Linked DNA regions of Homo sapiens: region 1 is linked to region 2. The links are chromatin contacts, found by Hi-C or POLR2A ChIA-PET in ENCODE. All regions are on one chromosome and are shown on one strand. Each heading gives the region's core, a stretch centred on a gene start or an enhancer-like site at or near the end of the contact. The rest is flanking DNA. Distances are from core to core; before and after follow the strand shown. Region 1 holds the start of YAF2 (YY1 associated factor 2). Region 2 has its middle 170 kb from the start of LINC02400.

Region 1 (4,195 bases), core at 820-3,319, 310 kb after region 2:
AAAAAGCACAAAGTACTAACACAGATACACAAATATACTCTAAACCAACTCCAACCTTACACAGCCAAGAAGATACTCTGCTTTTCAAAATACTTAAATCACAAATCACGGGTCCAAAAATAGTAACCACAATCATTTTAGCAAATACTTTTTTTCTTTTTGGAATGTTCTGTTGTAATCCCTTAAATTTAGCATACGTTTGAAAGTTTGCTTTTTGAATATGAAAAATGTACGAAATATTTTATCAATTGTGGGAATATACAAAAAGCATATGATGATTTACAAAAAACAAGCATGTCAAAACCAGCGAGCTTCACTGAGAAATTTTTCAGATAAGTTACTGTCAACCATTCCTGTCTCTAAATTTTAAACTTAATAAAATTCTGTAAAGTGTTTTTTAAAAAATCAAGATCTCATTTTTTAGAAATCTAACGTCTACTGAATATTTGTATATGTCAATATTACATGTGCCTTCTTTTTTAAAGCAACAGTAAGATTAGTATGCTTATTGTTATAGTTTAGTTTCTAATGGACTTTGTAATATCAAAATACATATCTTCTCTAAATATTAAGTAATAAATCACAGGATTATATTTAATTCAAAGGGTACCTTCGTATAAGAATCAAGGAGCTCGATAACTAAGTGCTGACAGATTAAGAATGCCACTGACTGAATTTCCTGGATGATTTTCTTTATTCACTTAATTCAAAGTCATTTTTTAAAAGACAGAGTTATTATACTGCAAGCTTACAATAAATAAAGTCTGAAAATAGGCAGAGATCTTTTCATCTCATTTGTCTAAGAGACTGCCATTTAATCAAACTAAAGATATAAAGGTACTTTCAGTAAAAATCTGTTCCTGTGACTGGGCTCATCTCCAACTACTTATTTATAAAATATTAGAGTACTGGAATAAAAACACTAAATAAAACCTTGATCTGACCCTTCCAGAAGTACATGTAGAAAAATAAGTTTTAATATATTGTGTATTCTGCAATCAGATACTTTTCTTTCTTTAGGAACGAAATTAAATTACATCCTTTGCTCCTAAAGAGATTTTATGGGTTTTCCTTGATCCCCACACACTAACACAACAATGCAGCCAACATTTTTATACCCAGAATGGGGAGAGGGGCATTACACCCAGCGATACGAATTAAATCGCAGTAGCTAATGCCTCCCTTAAATAATTTATTCTCTCTTGGCAGCAAAAAACGTTACAGCCTCTTCAATTACCCCTCACCGCAAACCATCGCCTGGGTTGCGATCAATGTGACCCAGTTCCTATCGCCACAGCCACCTCCGTCTGCCTCCTCCCGCCGGGTCCGCCAGTGTCATGGGAGGGGGCGGCAGCCGCAAGGGCGTCCTCTGGTCGCCACCCCGCCGGCCGGCGGCGCGAGGGGCAGGCCCGGGACTCACCGGGTGGAGGTGCCCTTCCGCACATCGCACATCATGCACTTGAAGGCCTCGGCGCTGTTCCGGAAGGTGCAGACGCTACAGTCCCAGTAACCCTCATCCGAGGACGGCTTCGGCTGCCGCTTCGGCCTGCAGGACACAACCCGGACACGACGCGGCGCGGGGTCACCAGCAGGCCGCGCCCGGTGCCCGGGCCCCGCGGCCGCCCCCGCCCCGCCCCCCGCCCCAATTCTGCGACCCCCGCCCCGCGGGCCCTCGGCGCGCCGCGCTCCGGCTGAGGGGGAAGGGAGTCAGGAAGAGGCAGGGCGCGAGCGCGGCCGCAGTCGCCGCCGCCACAGCCGCTCTGACACCCGGGCGGCCGCTCCGGTCGCCGCCGCCATCGCGGCTCCATTGTGGGGCGGCCGGCGCCGGCCCCCTCAAGCGGCAGCACTCGCACACCAGCGGCGCTGCCCCCGTGCTCGCCCCGGTGCCCGGGCGGCTAGCGAGGCGGCCACCCGAAGCCCTGCACGAGGGCCCTGCCGCCCGCACAGTCCGGGCCCCGGGGCCCGGGCGCTGTTACCTGGTGGGGCTCTTCTTGTCTCCCATGGCTTGGCTATCACCGCACGCCGAGAGTCGCCGCCGCGACCGCTCTGTTTGTCAATAAGGAGGATAATAAGCCGGGCGGAAGCGGGCGGGGGAGGAGGGAGGGAGGGGGCGGGGAAGGCCGCACCGCCGCGCTCGGGAGCCGCCGCCGGATCCCACGCAGCCTCCAGCTGTCGGGGAAACTCCTGCCTGGGCGCACGTGACCCTCGCCGGCCAACCAGCAGCCGCGCCGGAGACTTCAAACGCGGCCAGCGCGGCCCAGCACCCGCGGCGAGTTAGCCGGCGGGCGGTGCGGGGGTGGCCGCGGTGGCCGCGGCTGCCTCGGGCGCCGGCGCCGCCTCTCCGCGCTGTTCCCCCGTTGCCCCCTTGGTACCCCCGGCTGCCGGGGACTGCCTCGCGCTCCAGAGCCCCTCTGAGGAGGAAAACGTCTGTCCCACCGACTGGCAGGGGATGCTCCGTCATCCCGTGCGAAGCCTGGTCCAAGGTAGGGCCGGCCGGCGTTCGGAGGCCTGTCCAGGTCTGGACAGAAGTGCCAGCCCGGGATCTCCAGGTAGAACGACTTTCCTGGCCTCCGCTGTCCTTAGCTACCCAGCCCCCGCCTGCAGTATACCGGGGGGAAGGCGGGAACCAACACGCAGCGCCATTGCTACATGCCTTAAAGCACTGTCTGGTTTATGCACACAGATGCTCTAACAAGTAGGGATTGTCAACCCTAACTTAGAGGAATTGAAATCAAGACTCAAGAGAGATTAGGTGACTTCCTCTAGGCTATATAATTAGAAAATGACAAAGCCAAGAGTCTAACTCTGTTTTAATTCCAAACGCGCCCTTTTGGCCTCTCAGGCCTCTGCAGTAGCTGCTTTTGAAAGAAACCCCTATATACTCATAAGTCCTTTTTAAATATAAGGAGTTTGCATGTCCCCTCAACGCTGTCTGCTAACAAAAGAACACCTTCCCAGGTCTCTACGTCAACATACTAAAGGTCCTCATACTCCAGACTCCAGCAACAGCCATCTAACTGGTCTCCGAAGCTCCACTTCTACCTCCCCAATGTATTCAGTAATCCACAACCAGATTAATAATAAAATGCTGTTAATACTATGCCACCACTCTGATAAAGAACCACTAACGACTTGCCCACACTCCTTAGCCTGGCATTCAAAGGCTTCACACATTTTCCCTACCTCTGCCTCCCTCTCCCATAAGGAAAGCTGCCTCCTGACAAAGAGTGCAGATGAAATTCATTCCCTTACCAGAACCCTTCCTTCATGCACATGGGTTACTTCTGCATAAAGTATATCCCTCTTTAACTGTGCTGTTTCTGTCCATCTTTCTAGGTTTACATCAAGTCCGAATTCATGTAAAATAATTTTATAGCTAAACTACATAGGAAATAATACAGTCAGAAGCCCAGGATTCTCAGCCTGCTTCTCCTGTTTCTTAGCTGATAGACCTTGGAAGTATTGCTTAATTTCTGTAATTCTCAACGTTTTCATATTCTGAATTGCATCTATATGAGATTGTTGTGCGATTAATAATAACATTTTTTGGCCGGTTGCGGTCGCTCACGCATGTAATCCCAGCACTTTGGGAGGCCGAGGCGGGCGGATCACCTGAGGTCAGGAGTTCACAAGACCAGCCTGGCCAACGTGGCGAAACCCCATCTCTATTAAAAAATACAAAAATTAGCCAGCTGTGGTGGCGGGCGCCTGTAATCTCAGCTACTCGGGAGGCTGAGGTAGGAGAATCGCTGGAATCCGAGAGTGAGAGGTTGCTGTGAGCCGAGATCGTGCCACTGCACTCGAGCTTGGGCGACAGAGCGAGACTCCGCCTCTAAGTAAATAAATAAATAACATTTTTTTGAGCACTATGTGCCAGGCACTTTGTAAATCCCTGCGCATAGATGCATATTTTAAAGGACTCAAAGTACTATGCACATGGCCTCATCGACTGCAGATGCTCTTCGATTTAGAAAGGGGATACTTCCCGATAAATCCACCTTAAATAGAAAATATTGTAAATTGAAAATGCATTTGGTACACCGATAAATCCATCGTAAAGTAGAAAAATCGTAAGTCGAGCCATTGTAAATCCGTAGTCTAGCCCTTCTTTTTAAAGACAAGGCAATTAGGGCCCAGGTTAAATGGTTTTTCTTTGATGAGCAGGCCAGGGTTAGAGCTCAGGTATCCTATTGGT
Region 2 (4,512 bases), core at 696-3,195:
CAAGAAAAAATCAGATGAGCTCTATTCCTTTCAAGGTATTCATCTCAGGAAGTTAGACACTTTTTGCAATGAAGCTTTATTAATGCAAACATTTTGGCATGCCTCTTGAAGACCTGCCTTTAGCGCCTATGGCATTCTTTAATAACCTTCAGGATGGTAAATTCAGCCTCTGAGAATGAACTGAGAAAGTGATTTGGCTCTATGTCTGATAAATAATACACGTAAACTCTTTCACTCAGAATGCATTGATTTGATGTAAAAATCAAAATATGGCTGTAAAGGAATGGGACTAGTATTAAAGGAAATTCCTAAAGAAAAGTTCCTTCTGAAAAATAGTTTGAACGATAACACCATTATTGAAATAAGATTCTTGCATCTTAAGTAACTACCTTAGAGATAAGCACAGACTTCGTTCACTTACTCAAAAAATGTTAATTGAATTCCTTTTGCGTACCAGACATTGTTCCAGACCCACTTAGGGATAAAGCAGGGAATTCAATGGGCAAAAACTCTGCCCTCATGTAGATTACTTGAATATATGCTTATTAAAAGTCTGCCTCATAATCTACTTTCACTTTCTGGATTCGTATGTTTAATGTTCTCCGTGGTCTTTACAGCATTTTTACAGTATTACAGGATTTCTGAAAGTACATCAGGGTTTATATCTCTGTCCAACGAGATGCTACATGTATGTAAATGGTAAATTTCCAAATGGCTTTCCCAGTGGAAAATCAAGGCTTGCTTATCTTTAACTTCAGAGCTTTTAGTAAAGAAATGTAGTTGATACCCCAAAAATACGTTTGTTTTTTGTTTGCTTGACAAGATTAAAATTCACTGGTGTATTCATAAAAACTAGAATATGATCATTTTGACTGGGCCTTGTACAGAGAATTTGGTCAAGTAGATTCTCTAATTACCTAGCAATGACAGCATTTTCCAAGGTGCCCAAGGAAGAGGGCATCCCACTAGTCTAGTAGTTCATAACTCAGCACCCTAAACCTCAAAACACCTACTGGAGGCCGGGCGCGGTGGCTCACACCTGTAATCCCAGCACTTTGGGAGGCTGAGGTGGGCGGATCACTTGAGACCACGAGTTCAAGACCAGCCTGGCCAACATGGCGAAACCCCGTCTCTACTGAAAATACAAAAATTTGCCCAGCGTGGTGGTGCGGACCTGCAGTCCCAGCTACCGGAAGGCTGACGCAGGAGAATCACTTAAACCCGGGAGAGAGAGGTTGCATTGCGCCACACACTCCAGCCTGGGCGATAGAGCGAGACTCCGTCTCAAAAAAAAAAAAAAAAAAAAAAAAAAAAGCTAATGAAACAGGATGTCAGCGTCTGGAAATCAGTTGGCACACACTCAGCTACTAATCAGACCTGAAAAATAAAAGCTAGCATACTAACCAAACTCAGAATCAAAGAGTCAGAATTTTGTGATCGCCCCCATCACCATCATTCAACAGCTTCTGACACCACCACCTCTAATCCTACCTCAGCTCTGTCGCCCAGGCTGGAGTACATTAGTGGGATCTCGGCTCACTGCAGCCTCCACCTCCAGGGCTCAGCTGATCCTCCCACCTTGGCCTCCCGAGCAGCTGGAACCACAGGTGCGAGCCAGCCCACACGGCCAATTTTTTTATTTTTTTGTATTATAGAAAATGAGTCTTGCTATGTTGCCAAGGCCGAACTCCTAGGCTCAAGCGATCCTCCCACCTTGGCCTCCCAAAGTGTTGGGATTACAGGCGTAAGCCACGGCGTCCAGCCTTTGATTCTATTTTACAGGTGAATGGAAAGGCTTTGCTCAACGTTCAAACGCCGCTGCCCAACCTCTCTGCAAAGAGAAAATTGTGTCTGTTGTTTACTGACACAATTAGCAATGGGTTTGAACACAATCTGCAAGGAAGAGGAAACCAGCAGCAGCGCGGCGCTGGGCAGGCTGCAGAGCCGGGCGTTTCCGCCCCTGCCCAGGGGTCGCCGTTGCGCACGGCGGTGCAGGCTGGGAGCGCTGGCCCGGCGCCCATGCTGGCGAGGCCCCCACCCTCCCAGCAGTCTGACTCTTGCTGGCGCCGGGCCGGCCACGCTGTCGCCTCCCCGCCGCGGAGTTCTGCTTCCTGTTTTCCAAGCCTAAGTGCTTTTTAATTAGCCTTCATCACTTCCCCAATTTAACTACAACCATTACGGGCTCCTTGCCGACAGCACGCCCACCTGGCATCCCTGCACTACACCTTTGCGCGCACCGGGCCCAGCCGGCCCAGTCCCTCAAGCATCAGTAGACGGAAAATGCTCCTGAACGCCCCCGCGACTGCATGGAGTCTGTGTGCATCTGTCCCGGCCTGGTTCCTTTGTGCTTTAGGATGGCAGGTTCTCACAGGCAGAAGAAGCTTATTGTTTATTTGTATGGCAAAATTCGATTTTTTGCCAGGTCTCCTGGATATTTCCAGCGCTGTTTATAAAGAGGGAGGGAGAGCTTGGAGGTGGGTACCTGTATGCAGTTGATTTTTAAACTCACATCATGCAGGGATTTGGGAAGGGGATGATTTTTGCACTTCTTTCATTTATTATTTAATTAATTATCTGTTTATTTTTGTTTTTTGTAATTACAAAATGTGTAATTTATTTAAGAACTAAATTTTTTTTTTTTTTTTTTTTTTTTTTTTTTTTTTTTTTTTTTTTTTTTTTTTACTGGAGGAAGAGAATCAAAGCACGGGCAGTTTACATAGAGACCCATCATAATCCCAGAGGCTTTCCACCTAGGAATGTTTCTCCTGGCCTCCTCACCCTGCTGCCTCCCATCTGCTCCATGGGGCCATCCACCCACCCTCTAACATCCAACAGAACCCCAGAAATGCAACAGATGAGCCCTGAAGAGGAAAGGCCTCTGTTAATTTTTATTGAGCCTTGTCAGTTGAAAAGAAACACACACACACACACACACACACACACACACACACACACACTGACCAAGAAGTCCTTAACAGTCCCTTCAGCTCTACTCAACTTTAGACAGATTTCCTCCTGACTATAGCCCCTGACTTCCCTTTCCTTGGAGCATTTACTTTAGAAAATTTGCAATTATAAATTCTTTCTCTGCCCCTTAGAGATGTAAATCTTCTCCCAGCCTCCTGCCAGTTTCACAACCCAGGAATGCCTTTCTCAAGGACCTGGGAGTCATCCTTTTGAAACACAATCATCAAGAAAGGACAGAGCTCCTATCTCTCAGTCTCTGTGGGAGCATGGGAGCCTAACTTGATAAGCAACTATTTGCAGACACAATGTGATGACCTAATCACATTGACAATTCCCCCATCCCCAATGTCCACCAATACTTTTCTGCTAGCTCACTCTGTGTTTAAAAACTCTCCTACCTTTTGTTTCAGAAAAATTGAGTTCAGTCTCTCTCCCCTATTCGCAAACACCTGAAAACATACAGCTCCTAAAAGAGGTCGTAAGGGAAAAGCCCCTTGACACTGACTTCAGCAATAATTGTTTTTTTAAATATATAACTCCAAAAGTTCAAAAAAGGTTACAAAAGCAAAAATAAATAAATGGTGCTACATCAGATTAGAAAGCTGAACAGTAAAGAAGACAATCAACGGAATGAAATGGCAACCTACAGATTGGGATAAATGTTTGCAAACCATATATCTGATAAGGAGTTAATATCCAAAATTTATGAAGAACTCATACAACTCAATAGCACAAAAACAAATAACCCAATTTTTTAAATGGGCAACGGACCTGAATACATATTTCACCAAAGAAGACATTGAAGTGGCCAAAAAGTATATGAAAGGTGCTCAATATAATTAATCATCTGGGAAATGTAAATCAAAGCCGCTATGAGATATCACCTCACACCTTCTCAGATGGCTATTATCAAAAAGTCAAGAGATAACAAATATTGGAGAAGGTATGAAAAAAGGGCGGGGGGACTCTTGTACACTGTTGGTGATAATGTAGATTGATGCAGCCATTGTGGAAAACAGTATGGAGGTTCCTAAAGAAATTAAAAATAGAATTTCCATATGACCCAGCAGGCCAGATGCAGTGGCTCACACCTGTGATCACAGCACTTTGGGAGGCTGAGGTGGGCAGATCACTTGAGGTCAGGAGTTCGAGACCAGCCTGGCCAACATGGTGAAACCCCGTCTCCACTAAAAATACAAAAATTAGTTGAGCGTGGGAGTGCACGCCTATAATCCCAGCTACTCGAGAGGCTGGGCAGGAGAATCACTTGAACCTGGGAGGTGGAGGTTGCAGTGAGCCAAGAGTGTGCCACTGCACTCCAGCCTGGGTGACAGAGCAAGACAGTCTCAAAAATAAAATTTTTTAAATTTATAAAATAAAGAGATAATTAACTCTTTAAAGGTCATAGGGGTGGGGCCCTAATCCAACAGGACTGGTGACTATAAGAAGGAGAAGAGACACCAGATCTCTTCTCTCTCCTCTCCCTTCTCCTCTTCTCCCCTCTCCTCCCCTCTCCTGCCTTCCGCCTCCTCTCTCTCTCTCTCT

Evidence for each region. A loop is a pair of places that touch in the nucleus more often than their neighbours do. ChIA-PET counts read pairs that join two places held with the same protein, here RNA polymerase II (POLR2A). Pooled maps may share reads with other maps.
Region 1: a loop to region 2 is called in a pooled map, with 2.1 times the contacts of the local background. The contact joins the promoter of YAF2 here to the enhancer-like site in region 2. A Hi-C loop is called at or near these places in 2 of 50 pooled maps. POLR2A ChIA-PET finds 5 or more read pairs at or near these places in 2 of 52 experiments (PC-9 and WTC11).

The regions. Positions count from the first base shown.
Region 1 is chr12:42,236,179-42,240,373 of GRCh38, forward strand. It overlaps YAF2 (YY1 associated factor 2), which reads right to left and starts at 2,070. Exons shown (of 4, transcript NM_005748.6): 1 at 1,977-2,070; 2 at 1,421-1,546. The coding sequence starts at 2,002. It overlaps LOC124902920 (a long non-coding RNA gene), which reads left to right and starts at 2,267. Exons shown (of 2, transcript XR_007063279.1): 1 at 2,267-2,549; 2 at 2,959-3,100. RefSeq lists silencers at 1,196-1,525, 1,646-1,715, 1,816-2,195, 2,246-2,485, 2,676-2,815 and an enhancer at 1,361-1,862.
Region 2 is chr12:41,930,631-41,935,142 of GRCh38, forward strand. No RefSeq gene overlaps it. Among named protein-coding and RNA genes, the nearest start is that of LINC02400, 170 kb to the left of the region's middle. Within about 2 kb of position 1,946, at least 18 of the 41 ENCODE cell types and tissues checked have a DNase peak (open chromatin) inside an H3K27ac peak, as active enhancers do.